Linked DNA regions of Homo sapiens: regions 2 and 3 are each linked to region 1. Evidence: chromatin contacts called from ENCODE Hi-C or POLR2A ChIA-PET data. All regions are on one chromosome and are shown on one strand. Each heading gives the region's core, a stretch centred on a gene start or an enhancer-like site at or near the end of the contact. The rest is flanking DNA. Distances are from core to core; before and after follow the strand shown.

What was found. A loop is a pair of places that touch in the nucleus more often than their neighbours do. ChIA-PET counts read pairs that join two places held with the same protein, here RNA polymerase II (POLR2A). Pooled maps may share reads with other maps.
Region 2: a map with no recorded cell type shows a loop between it and region 1 (3-fold over the local background). The contact joins the promoter of DEPDC1 here to the enhancer-like site in region 1. A Hi-C loop is called at or near these places in 2 of 37 single-sample maps with no recorded cell type and 2 of 50 pooled maps. POLR2A ChIA-PET finds 5 or more read pairs at or near these places in 1 of 52 experiments (OCI-LY7).
Region 3: a map with no recorded cell type shows a loop between it and region 1 (7-fold over the local background). The contact joins two enhancer-like sites. A Hi-C loop is called at or near these places in 6 of 37 single-sample maps with no recorded cell type and 4 of 50 pooled maps. POLR2A ChIA-PET finds 5 or more read pairs at or near these places in 2 of 52 experiments (H1 and naive thymus-derived CD8-positive, alpha-beta T cell).

The regions. Positions count from the first base shown.
Region 1 is chr1:67,734,623-67,738,198 of GRCh38, forward strand. All of the region lies in intron 2 of GNG12 (G protein subunit gamma 12), which reads right to left. Among named protein-coding and RNA genes, the nearest start is that of GADD45A, 51 kb to the left of the region's middle. RefSeq lists an enhancer at 1,524-1,603. Within about 2 kb of position 1,654, at least 36 of the 41 ENCODE cell types and tissues checked have a DNase peak (open chromatin) inside an H3K27ac peak, as active enhancers do; they include OCI-LY7, where a contact is called at or near this core.
Region 2 is chr1:68,495,501-68,499,076 of GRCh38, forward strand. DEPDC1 (DEP domain containing 1) reads right to left here and starts at 1,582. Exons shown (of 12, transcript NM_001114120.3): 1 at 1,452-1,582. The coding sequence starts at 1,499. DEPDC1-AS1 (DEPDC1 antisense RNA 1) reads left to right here and starts at 1,176. Exons shown (of 3, transcript NR_110671.1): 1 at 1,176-1,271. RefSeq lists enhancers at 1,263-1,312, 1,423-1,482.
Region 3 is chr1:67,212,875-67,216,450 of GRCh38, forward strand. The region is part of intron 6 of IL23R (interleukin 23 receptor); the gene reads left to right. Among named protein-coding and RNA genes, the nearest start is that of IL23R, 48 kb to the left of the region's middle. RefSeq lists an enhancer at 2,491-2,630. Within about 2 kb of position 1,682, at least 2 of the 41 ENCODE cell types and tissues checked have a DNase peak (open chromatin) inside an H3K27ac peak, as active enhancers do.

The DNA of each region.
Region 1 (3,576 bases), core at 404-2,903:
GTTGCCTTCTTTATGATTTGTAGAGATGGGGCCTTGCTCTGTCACCCAGGCTGGAGTACAGTTGCAGGATCGTAGCTTACTGCAGCCTTGAACTCCTGAGCTCCAGCAATCCTCCAGCTTCAGCCTCCTGAGTAGCTAGGACTACAGGCACACTACAGGGTCTGGCTCTAGTTGCTTTCTTAGACTAGTATGGTGTTTCTTAAAATGTATTACAATTTTTATTTATTTATTCTTTTTATTTTCTTTTTTGAGACAGCGTCTCACTCTGTCACCCAGGTTGTAGTGCAATGGCGTGATCTCGGCTCACTGTAACCTCTGCCTCCTGACTTCAAGCAATTCTCCTGCTTCAGCCTCCAGAGTAGCTGGGATTACAGGCATGCATCACCACGCCTGGCTAATTTTGTATTTTTTTTAGTAGAGATGGGGTTCCATCTTGTTGGTCAGGCTGGTCTCAAACTCCTGACCTCAGGTGATCCACCCTCCTTGGCCTTCCAAAATGTTGGGATTACAGGCATGAGCCACCGCGCCTGGCCTCAGATGTATTACAATTTAATAGGTATATATTGAAATGGGTTCCATGCCATGTATTTTGGAAAGCCCTAGTTCACACAATGATAAGCAGACTTCTTTCACGCAAGACTTCTCAGGGTCTTTCCTGCACTAAGATACATTTATGATCTGGCAAGAGGCTTGTGGCTTGCAGCATTTCCCCAAATTATTTGCACATAAAAATATTTTCCGAGGAACATCTCATGAGATCATTGTTCTGCTGATCACACTTTGAGTGAATGCTGGCAAAGGGAGTTATTAGGAACAGGGCTTAAGTTCTGGTTCTTGCCATTTAACTGTGTGACTTTTGGAGTTGCTTAATTGGAGCCTGCGTCCTCATCTGCAAAAATGGGAGTGGCAACAGTCTCTACATCTCATGGAACTATCTGAGGATGAAATGCATATGTAAAGTGCTTAAAATTGTGCCTGCCTCCAAACATTCAATAAATGTGACCTCTTATAATGATTATAAAGAATACCAAATAATTTAAGAAAGGAACTATGAGAATTCAATTAAAAGGGGCAGAGAATCACTGTAAATACTATAATTTCTGAGTGATCTTCACTAACAACAGTGAAGCTCCTGTGAGAAAAACATAAAAAAATTCTTCCATGAAAGAAAATCCTAAACCATCACAGAGTACAATATTATTCTAAAGAAGGAAAAAACAAGGGAAAATATTTTTTTAAAAATAGTTCAGACAGAAAGTATCTTTGGCAAAGAGGATCTTCTGATAACATAACAGATGCAAATGAAAGACAGGGCTGATTTCCTGGGCGCTAAACCAAGTGGAGGAGTTCTCACAAGGGAAAGAGCCAGGTGCTGACCCCCTCTGCACTGGGGAAAGGAGGAAGATACAAACACACTTTCTTGCGGGGGGTAGATTCTCATCACTGAACTGAAAATGGCTTGGCATCAACAGGATGTCTTCCTGTTCCCATCTTATGAAGTGACTCATACATCTGCCATTTCACTTGCAGGAACTGTGGGAGAAGAACTAGGAGTCTGTTCATTAGGAACCCTGGCTCCACAAAGGCACTCCCTCCCAGCCTGACACAACGCCCACCTCTTCTTCCGGTTGTGCCTGCCAAGCGTGAGAGTGTACAACAACCAAAGCAAAACAAAAATCCCAACCCCCGAACCAAGCAGCAGGCAGGGAGAATGTTGCAGTAGAAGGCTACTGCTTCCTGATGCTAACGTGGACGCCAAAGGCACAGCCCACAGTTCCAGAACCCACACCACAGCACCTGAAACAATTTGCTCTCAGTGGGCCAGGGCAGCTCTAAACACTAGACTGCTTCCTGTTGTGCAGCTATGTAAATGAACCCTGTGCTGGGGCCACGGCCCAGCTGCACTGTGTGGCAGGGATGCGTGAGTAATGGAGTCACCAGGGCAGCCTCTCAGTGGAACATACTTGTGCAGCCTGCAGGCTCAGCCTCACGATGCCAACCCCAGGAGCAGTGACCCCCTCACAGGGCACACCTCTGCCAGGAAAACCATCCATGTGGTGGGGACAGACAGTTCCTTGGTAAGAACCGTCTGGATCCAGGAACCTCAGCAGATAGGGACTGAGTTGGGGGATGATTAAAACCTAGGGGAGTGGGCTCCAGACTGAACTCGGAGTGGTTTCCTTGGGTCATTTCTAATCTGCTTCAGTTTCCTCACGTAAGATGAGAGGGACCCACCTCTTAGGACCTCATTTGTGCAAGCACCAAATGTGTGTGCCTGCTAATGTCCACAGCAACACTGGAAAAGAAGTATCTCATTTTGCAGATGTGTAAACTGAGGGTTGGAGGAGTGAGTGAGCATGGCCAACATCATATAGGTACTAAAGTTGTGCAGCCTGAATATAAACCAAGAATTGTGGATATTCAGATGTGTCCACTCCTGAAATTCCACGTAGGCTGCTAAGCTTCCTTAAAATGATGTTTGCAACTAAAACCAAGTCTTAATTTTCTATATAAGTAGTACTCATTAGGTAAATTATCTACTGCAAATTAAAAATCATACTTTCATCAACCCTTCTTGGGCTACTTAGTCTTTTGCATTGCCAAATGGCCTGTGCTTAGGGGATTATAAATGGATTTTGAAACTAGCTAAAGCAAAGTCTAATTATAATTCTCATAATTAATCATTATAAAAATAAATCATTAATATAATTCCATGGCCAAATATAAATGATTTCTGTTCTAAGGCAATACCTCATTTATTGGCCTGAAGAAAGTTGGTTCTGAAAGATAAACAGTCACATGGATGGTAAGAAGAGCTCTGGGCCCAGGGTCAAGAAACCGAGGGTCTATCTAGGTTCAGCTGTTAGTTGGTTAACTGTGTAATTTATGCAAGTTACTCAATCCCCTTCCCTTTCCCTTTCTGCATCAGTAAAACAAAGAGCTTGGACTAGATCAGTGTTTCCTCCTCTTTTCAATATGAAGACTTTCTTTTTTTTTTTTAAATGTATAAGCACTAGCTTTTCCCTGCTCCAAAGATAGCTGTCTTTTTGGAGCCTACTGGTTATGAAAATACATAATAACAAGAAATTAACAAAAATGTTCTCTTTATTAATTGCAACAACATCTTCATATACTTTAACAAGAGTGGTGCCATTACATTTAAGACATTGTTACTCAGTTTATTGTCAATATGTGGCCCCTGTAAACAAGGGCTCACCCTTTGCAATAAACTGTCCACTCCCCTTACCATTCCTTGCCTGCACACTTTGAACCTTTGCATTAAATGGCCTCTAAGATTCTTTTCAGTGTCAAGCTTTATTATAAAAGCTTTTCTTTTCCTTTTTTTTTCTGTCACCCAGGCTGGAGTTCAGTGGCACGATCATGTCTCACTTCAGCCTCAACCTCCCAGGCTCAGATGATCCTCCCACCTCAGCCTCCTGGGTAGCTGGGACAGGTGTGCGCCACCATGTCAGGCTATTTTTTGTTTGTTTTTTGGTAGATATGGGGTTTCGTCATGTTGCCCAGGCTGGTCTTGAACTCCTGGGCCCACCTCAGCCTCTCAAAGTGCTGTGATTA
Region 2 (3,576 bases), core at 332-2,831, 760 kb after region 1:
GTGATGAACCTAGGCATTCAAACCCAGGTGTGATTGACTCTAGAAACTGATATTGAGCTGCTCACTCTGTACTGGCCTGAGGACACAGTAATAAAAATGACAGAAAGGGACTCTGTACTAAGGGAGATTACAGAACGGCTTTCCTGAGATGCAGTACAGGGTAGTGGCTTTAAGAACAGGCTCTGGAGTTAGACTAGTAGGGCTGGTTTCCCAGCTCTAGCTCTGCCACTATTGTTTATGACTTTTTGGGCCTATCTTCAATCTCTATGCCTCAATCTCCTTAACCACAAAACAGGGACAAAAGGACCTAACGAATGGGCTTATTGGAATGATAAAATGATGTAATATATGTGAAGTACTAGTAAGCATTCAGTGCATGTTTTCTTTTTCAGCGTGCTTATACTACTTTCATCTAATGGGTTTTAAATAATGTGGCAGGACTACTGATTGAGGTTCCTTCCTGTCCTAAATTCTATCCTTCATATTGGTAAATATAGCCAATAACTTACTAAGTAGCAGAATCCATGTAAGATCGCCATACCAGGAAGATCTGAATTCTAGCTCTGCCACTTGCTGTTGATGTGACTCTAGAGGGCATTTAACGTCTGTGAGCCTCAGTGTGCACCTGATAAAGTAGGGCTAATAATACATGCTCGTCTGAAGGGCATTCCTAAGAGGAAAATGCTTGTTATTCTGCAGATCACAACACACTTTAAAAAACAGCATCCTCCTGGGAAACCCCTTAAGGCAAGCATGTATTAGTAACCTTTACCAATGTGGAAACAGGCTCACAGAAGGTAGGGGACTCACCTAACGTCACATAACCAGCACCACAGTATCCTATAGAACCGAAGACCCAACTGCACAAAACGCGTTAGGAGTGCTGTACGTGCAATTCAGGGACCACCAGCAGTGGTTACTGATGGGTACTCAGAAATACCGTTTTGAAACAGGCAGCTGTTATCCTAGTGCTATTCGGCCGATACATCCTGCGTTAAATTCTATGGGTTCAATAAACAAAATTGCCACATTCGGGCTTGCCCCCCACCTAACCCTACAAAGCTTTGGACCTCATTCCCAATTGTTCCCTAATTCTGAGGCGGGTAGAAAATCAGGCGAGGTGAGCGGCCAAATCGGAATATTCTAAGACGCCCCCACGGGACGCCGGCCACACCAGGCACAGGAGTCGCTCCTCATAGCGAGTCTGGTGCGGCCTACGCGCGGCGCTTCCTTTCGGACCTGAGGCCCAGACCCTCAAAATAGAGGGAGCGGTGAGTCTGGCAAGGGTTGCATACCCGCTACTTCTCCTCGCCAGCCTTTTCACTGAACCTAGGGATCCTGGGACTCATCCCTCCGACCGAGGTAAAACTGCGAACGGTCGAGGTAAAACTGCGAACAGTGGTGACTGCCGTCAGCCCGCTGACCGGTCCCGTCTATCCGAGCTGTCTTACCAGCTTGGTGGCCCGATAAGGCCCGGGAGGCACACCCTGACTCTCCATAGGTCTGTCAGCGCCCGGTGGCGTCCATGGCGGCGAAGGCGACACTCAGGCCCAGCGGCCGCGGCAGTGGCGAGTCTCGGCACAACCGTTGGCCCCGCCGCCGATTTGAATAGCATAGAGGGCTGCGCGGATTGGCCGCGCCGCGGGTCACGTGACGCCACAGCCAGGCTCGGGAAGGAGTCGGCGAGGGCCGCTCGGCTGCGTCCTGGGGCTCCAGTAGCTGGCGCGGGCTGGGGTGGGCTGGGCTGGCCTGGGACCGCCTCGATGGGACAGGCTCGGGTTTCCCTGGCGCTGTTTCTCCCTCCTGCGGTCTACGGCGAGGCGGAGTCACAGAGTCCTGTTTTCGTGCTCAGAGGGGATGAGCTCTTTAGTTCCAAACGAAATTATTTGGAGTCCAGCCTTTGGTTTAAGGGAATTTGAAATTTGAAAAGACAAGAAAATACGGTTTTTCTGCCTGGCCCTACAGGATCTTCAGCAGTTAGCTTAGAAGGCAAAGCAACCTGATGGATATGTGTCGCAGTTTCTCTCTCTGCTGCCTATCCTCTCTCTCAGCAGGTGCCATGATTCTCTGAAGTGCTAAAATCTAGGTTCAGAACCCCCTAATTGTGCAGTAAAATGGATCATTCAGAACCCCCCAGTTGGGTAATAAAATGGATTATAGGTAGTCTTTCTTAAGTACATACAATGTGGGGCTTGGGAAAGGTTGTGTACAACTTGTCAAATTGCTTCCCTTAAACTCTACCACTGTATAAGAATGTTGGTTATGTTTGGATCGTGATTATACACTTAAAATTTCACTAGGATCTTAGAAAATAAATCTTCAACAGAAGTCAATTTTCAAATGACAAAAACTACATTCCGAGAGTTGAAGAGACTTACTCAGTCTTAGGTCTCCTTGGCAAAGCACAGACTTCATGCTTTTAATAAATACCCTGTCACCAGTCTGAAACTATCTGATGCTAAGAATCCCTTAGTAAAGTGGGAGATTGCTTGAGTGATTTGAAGCTGTGGAAGAATTCACTTGGAAATTAAATAGCAGTTTAAGAGGATAGGATGCAGTAAAAAGAAGAGATAAAGAAAAATGTTCAGGGAGTGGTAGTGTAGGTCTGTGGAGTTTTCCTTAATTTGGGCAGAAGCACATCTATTTTCTACCAGGACCAGTGGGTAGGAATTTTCAAAAACATACTTGGTAAACAGGAACAATCTACTCAATTTTCCACTTATGTTAAGGAAAAGTAAAATGATTGATGTTACAAAATAATGTTAACTGTTTCTTACCTGGCTTTATGATACATTGTCCCAGGATTTTCGTTTTTCTTTTCTTTTTCCTTTCAGAAGGAAATGGAGATGAGACTGTGGAAGCCAAAATTTATTTTTGCCCAGCTCCCCAAGTTGAAAATCATCTCACATACAGCCTTTGATATAGGTAGCCACAGCTTAATAGTACCTTAATAATCCACTGTGGCTGTGGATTCACTCTGCACCATCCACTTTCACATTTATAGTGTCTTTAGATGATAAAATATTTAAAAGTTAGGTTTTTGTTAAATGTGAGTGGTCTGAGTTTCTTTAAGGTAACTTTACATACCTTTGCTCTTAACAATTATTCATTGATTGCATAGTTTAAATCTTGGAAGTCATTTTATTTCCTCTCATTACCAATTCTGCGAGAGTCACTTTATCATCCTTTTCCTAATTCTCCTACATTAGAATTTCTCAGAGTGGGTTAAAAACTACATGTTTTAGAATTTCCTGCAATACCTGTTAAAATGCTGATTCCTGGGATTCCCCAAATCCTGATTGGGGTGTATGTATATATGTGTATGTATGTGTGTGTGTGTGTGTTTGTCATGGGAGGGAGAGTACAGGGTAAATGTGTAGGGTTGGAGGAGGCTGTATCTCTGAAGACTGTGCAGCTGAGATGCTGTAATGCCCATGAACTGCCTAGCTGTGGACTTATATATGAAAGAAATATGAGCCTCTGTTAATTTACTCTTCTAGCTGAACCTAACCTAATCTACTCATTGTGATACAATGAGTATCACAAAAGAAAATGAGCTCTCTTCTTTTGTCTGCC
Region 3 (3,576 bases), core at 432-2,931, 520 kb before region 1:
TTCTTTTTTTTTCTTTTTAGACAGAGTCTCACTGTGTTGCCCAGGCTGGAGTGCAGTGGCGTGATCTTGGCTCACTGCAACCTCTGCTTCCCGGGTTCAAGCGATTCTCCTGACTCAGCCTCCCTAGTAGCTGGGATTACAGGCATCGGGCACCACGTCTGGCTTCTTTTTGTATTTTTAGTAGAGATGGGGTTTCACCACGTTGGCCAGGCTGATCCCAAGTGATCTGCCCATCTCGGCCTCCCAAAATGCTGAGATTACAGGTGCGAGCCACTGCGCCCGGCCTAGTCATGCAATCTTGAGCATGTTTCTTATCTTCTCTGTGCCTCGTTATTCCCATACATAACATGGGGATAAGATAAGCCCTTATATCATGTGTTTGTTGTGGGAAAGGGGATCCAATGATGTAAGAAGTTAGCTACAAGCCTGGAATAGTGTAATTGTTCACTAAATGCTAGCTAGTAATGTTACTCTCTAGCCTCTAGGGGAGCCATGCAGCAGGGATAGTAGAGCAAAGGAATCCAACTGAAAGTCACAGTATTGAGGGTGCTTTTCAGCCCCTTTAGCTAAGGTACATACAGACTGTGAAGTATCTAAGGGAATTAGGCTGACGAGGCAAGGAGAATATGTGCCACGCAGCAGTCCATGTTTCAGGCAATGATGGATGGCATATATGATGGTGGTCCCATAAACTTATCATGCAGCTGAAAAATTTCTGTCACCTAGTGATTTATATTACAATTGCCTGCAGGATTCAGTACAGTAACATGCTTTATAGGTTTGTAGCCTAGAAGCAACAGGCTATACCATATAGCCTAGGTGTGTAGTAGGCTATACCACCCAGGTTTGTGTAATTACAATCTATGATGTTCGTACAATGATGAAATCGCTTAATGATGCATTTCTCAGAATGTATCCCTGTCGTTAAGTGACACATGACTCTAGTTATCTCTTGAAAGATGGTTCCAGGTCAAAGCTTCAGATTTTGTCTCTGGAGACACAGCTGCCTCTGGGAGAACATTTACAAACATCTTGCTCCCACCTCATTTACCTCTCTCCCTTCTGAATTCCCTAGAAGTCTAGCTTAGACCAGGTTGGAATATATACAGATTTTAGTAAAGGCTCAGAGATAGCAAGAAGAAAATAAATCTCAGCTGGGAGGGGTGATACAAGCCTATATTCAGCTACCTGAGAGACTGAGGCAGGAAGATCACTTGAGCCAGGGTTTTGAGGCTGTAATGCACTATGATCCCACCAGGGATAGCCACTGCACTGCAGCCGGGGCAATACAGTGAGACCCCCATCTCTATAAAAAGAAAGAAAATAAACATCTCAGAGAAAAACCACCTACTATGTAATCTTGATTACAAAATATAACTAGCTTTTCAAAGTTGGTTTGAGACCTGTCTTTTCATTTTCTAAATATTTATGTGGTCTTTAAAGTGATGTAGAGTCTGTGAGAGGCACTCAGTTACTGATGGTATAAGTTCAAAAAAATCTGGCTTGACCTCTTTCAAACTCTGTTTCCCTATTTATATAATGGAGCTAATACTACCTGTCACAAAGGATTGTTATGAAGACCATATGAGATAACAAATATTCTTTCAGTTCCATTTGCCACTTCTGACAAAGAGAAGGTTTTGAAAAGTGAGCTCAAATGTACCTGTTACCAAGATGGCCTATGTAGCACCACCAGGGGGAGCAGAGAATGAGAGTTTCAACCAGAAAACAGTTGGTTTCTGAAAACTTATTCAGAGACACTGGTAATATAATTCCTTTCTATTTTCTAAACATTTTTCTAGTCTATTACATACTCCTATTTACATGAAATAAGAGGGATTGGTATATCGGCTATCTACTGCTACGATTGAGGGAAGAGAGAGACCCTCTCATATTGTTTTATATTTTTTTATACTCAGTACCTGTTTTAAGAAAAAACAACAAGGAAGTAAAAGCAAAGACAGGCAACCCAGCACCAGGCCCGAAACCAGGACTGGGCCTGCCTGGCCAAAACCCAGTAGTTAAAAATCAACTCATAACTTAGAAAGCGATGTTATTCATAGATTCCAGACATTGTATAGAAGAACATTGTGAAACTCCCTGCCCTGTTTTGTTTCTCTCTGACCACTGGTGCATGCAGCCTCTGTCACGTACCGCCTGCTTGCTCAAATCAATCACGACCCTTTCATGTGAAATCTGTAGTGTTGTGAGCCCTTTAAAAGGACAGAAATTGTGCATTCGGGGAGCTCGGATTTTAAGGCGGTAGATTGCCGATGCTCCCAGCTGAATAAAGCCCTTCCTTCTATAACTCGGTGTCTGAGAGGTTTTGTCTGCGGCTCGTCCTGCTACACAATAATGTGTAACAAACTGCCACAAAAGCTGAAGGGACATATAACAATAAACATTTATTTCTCAATGTCAGTGGGGTCCAGCTGGTCTAAGGTGAGCTTTGCTGGAATTGGGCATGTGTTTGCAGCTCAGCTGGCTCACTCCTATGTCTTTGCATGAGCTCTCCTCTACATGTCTCCTGGTCCTCTTTCTGCCATCAACAGGCTAGCCTGGGCATGTCCTTATGGTGATGGCAGAGGGCAAGAGTACCTAAGGCCCAATCTTTCCAGTGTCTTTCAATCCTCTGCTTATATCAGGCTTACCAATGTCTGTTGGCTCAAAGCAAGCTACATGGACAAACCAGAGCCAGAATGGGAGAACGTTCAAAGCTACATGGTAAAGGGCCAGGATATGGGGCTGGGAAATTACCTGGGCATTATTGCAATCCACCTCAAAATGTCATCAAGGCTCTCCACCTGCTGCTGGAACCAGTTCGTGTGAGGAGAGGAAGATGGTAGCATCTTTCCAAACAATAAAGACCAAGAACCTTGGCAGTCTTCATCCTACTCTAGCATTTGACACTGTTGACCACCTTGTCCTGAAAATGTCTCTCCTCTTGGTTTTCCCATTTCAAGAATGTGTTAGTCTTCTATCAATATTTCTGGATGCCCTTTCCTTTGTAAATTATTTTTTCTGCCAATTCCCTAAACATTGACATTCCCTTCATACCTACCATCTCACTGTCTCCTCTCTTTCTTACTCCTTTCACCTATTCCCAAGGCCTCAGCTACACCTGTATGTAGGCTAGAAACTGGAGCCCTCCCAACTCTCATGAAAGTCAGACCTATATTTCTAACTATTTGTTTGTATCTTTATGGGCTGTCTCCTAGGCCCCTCAAATTCATGTCAAAAATTGAGCTCCCAGTTGCGAACGGCAATCCACACCTACTTCCGTATACTCTGTTTCAGGGCATTTGCCACATTGTATATACTTGCCTGTTTACACTTCTATTTCTCTACTCTTTAACTGTGAACTCATGGAAGGCAGAGATGTGCCATGATCATTTTTTGCATCTCCATTGATTTTTATAATGTCAAGTTCATGTGGATAATATTTTGAAACATTAGCTATTACTATTATTATTATTATTTGTCTAATGGTGTCCAACTTTAGTGACAGAGGCAGGGAAATCTCAGCTATGTGTTCAAGTAAGTGGATTATTGGTGACTCATTTCTCTAATTAAGCT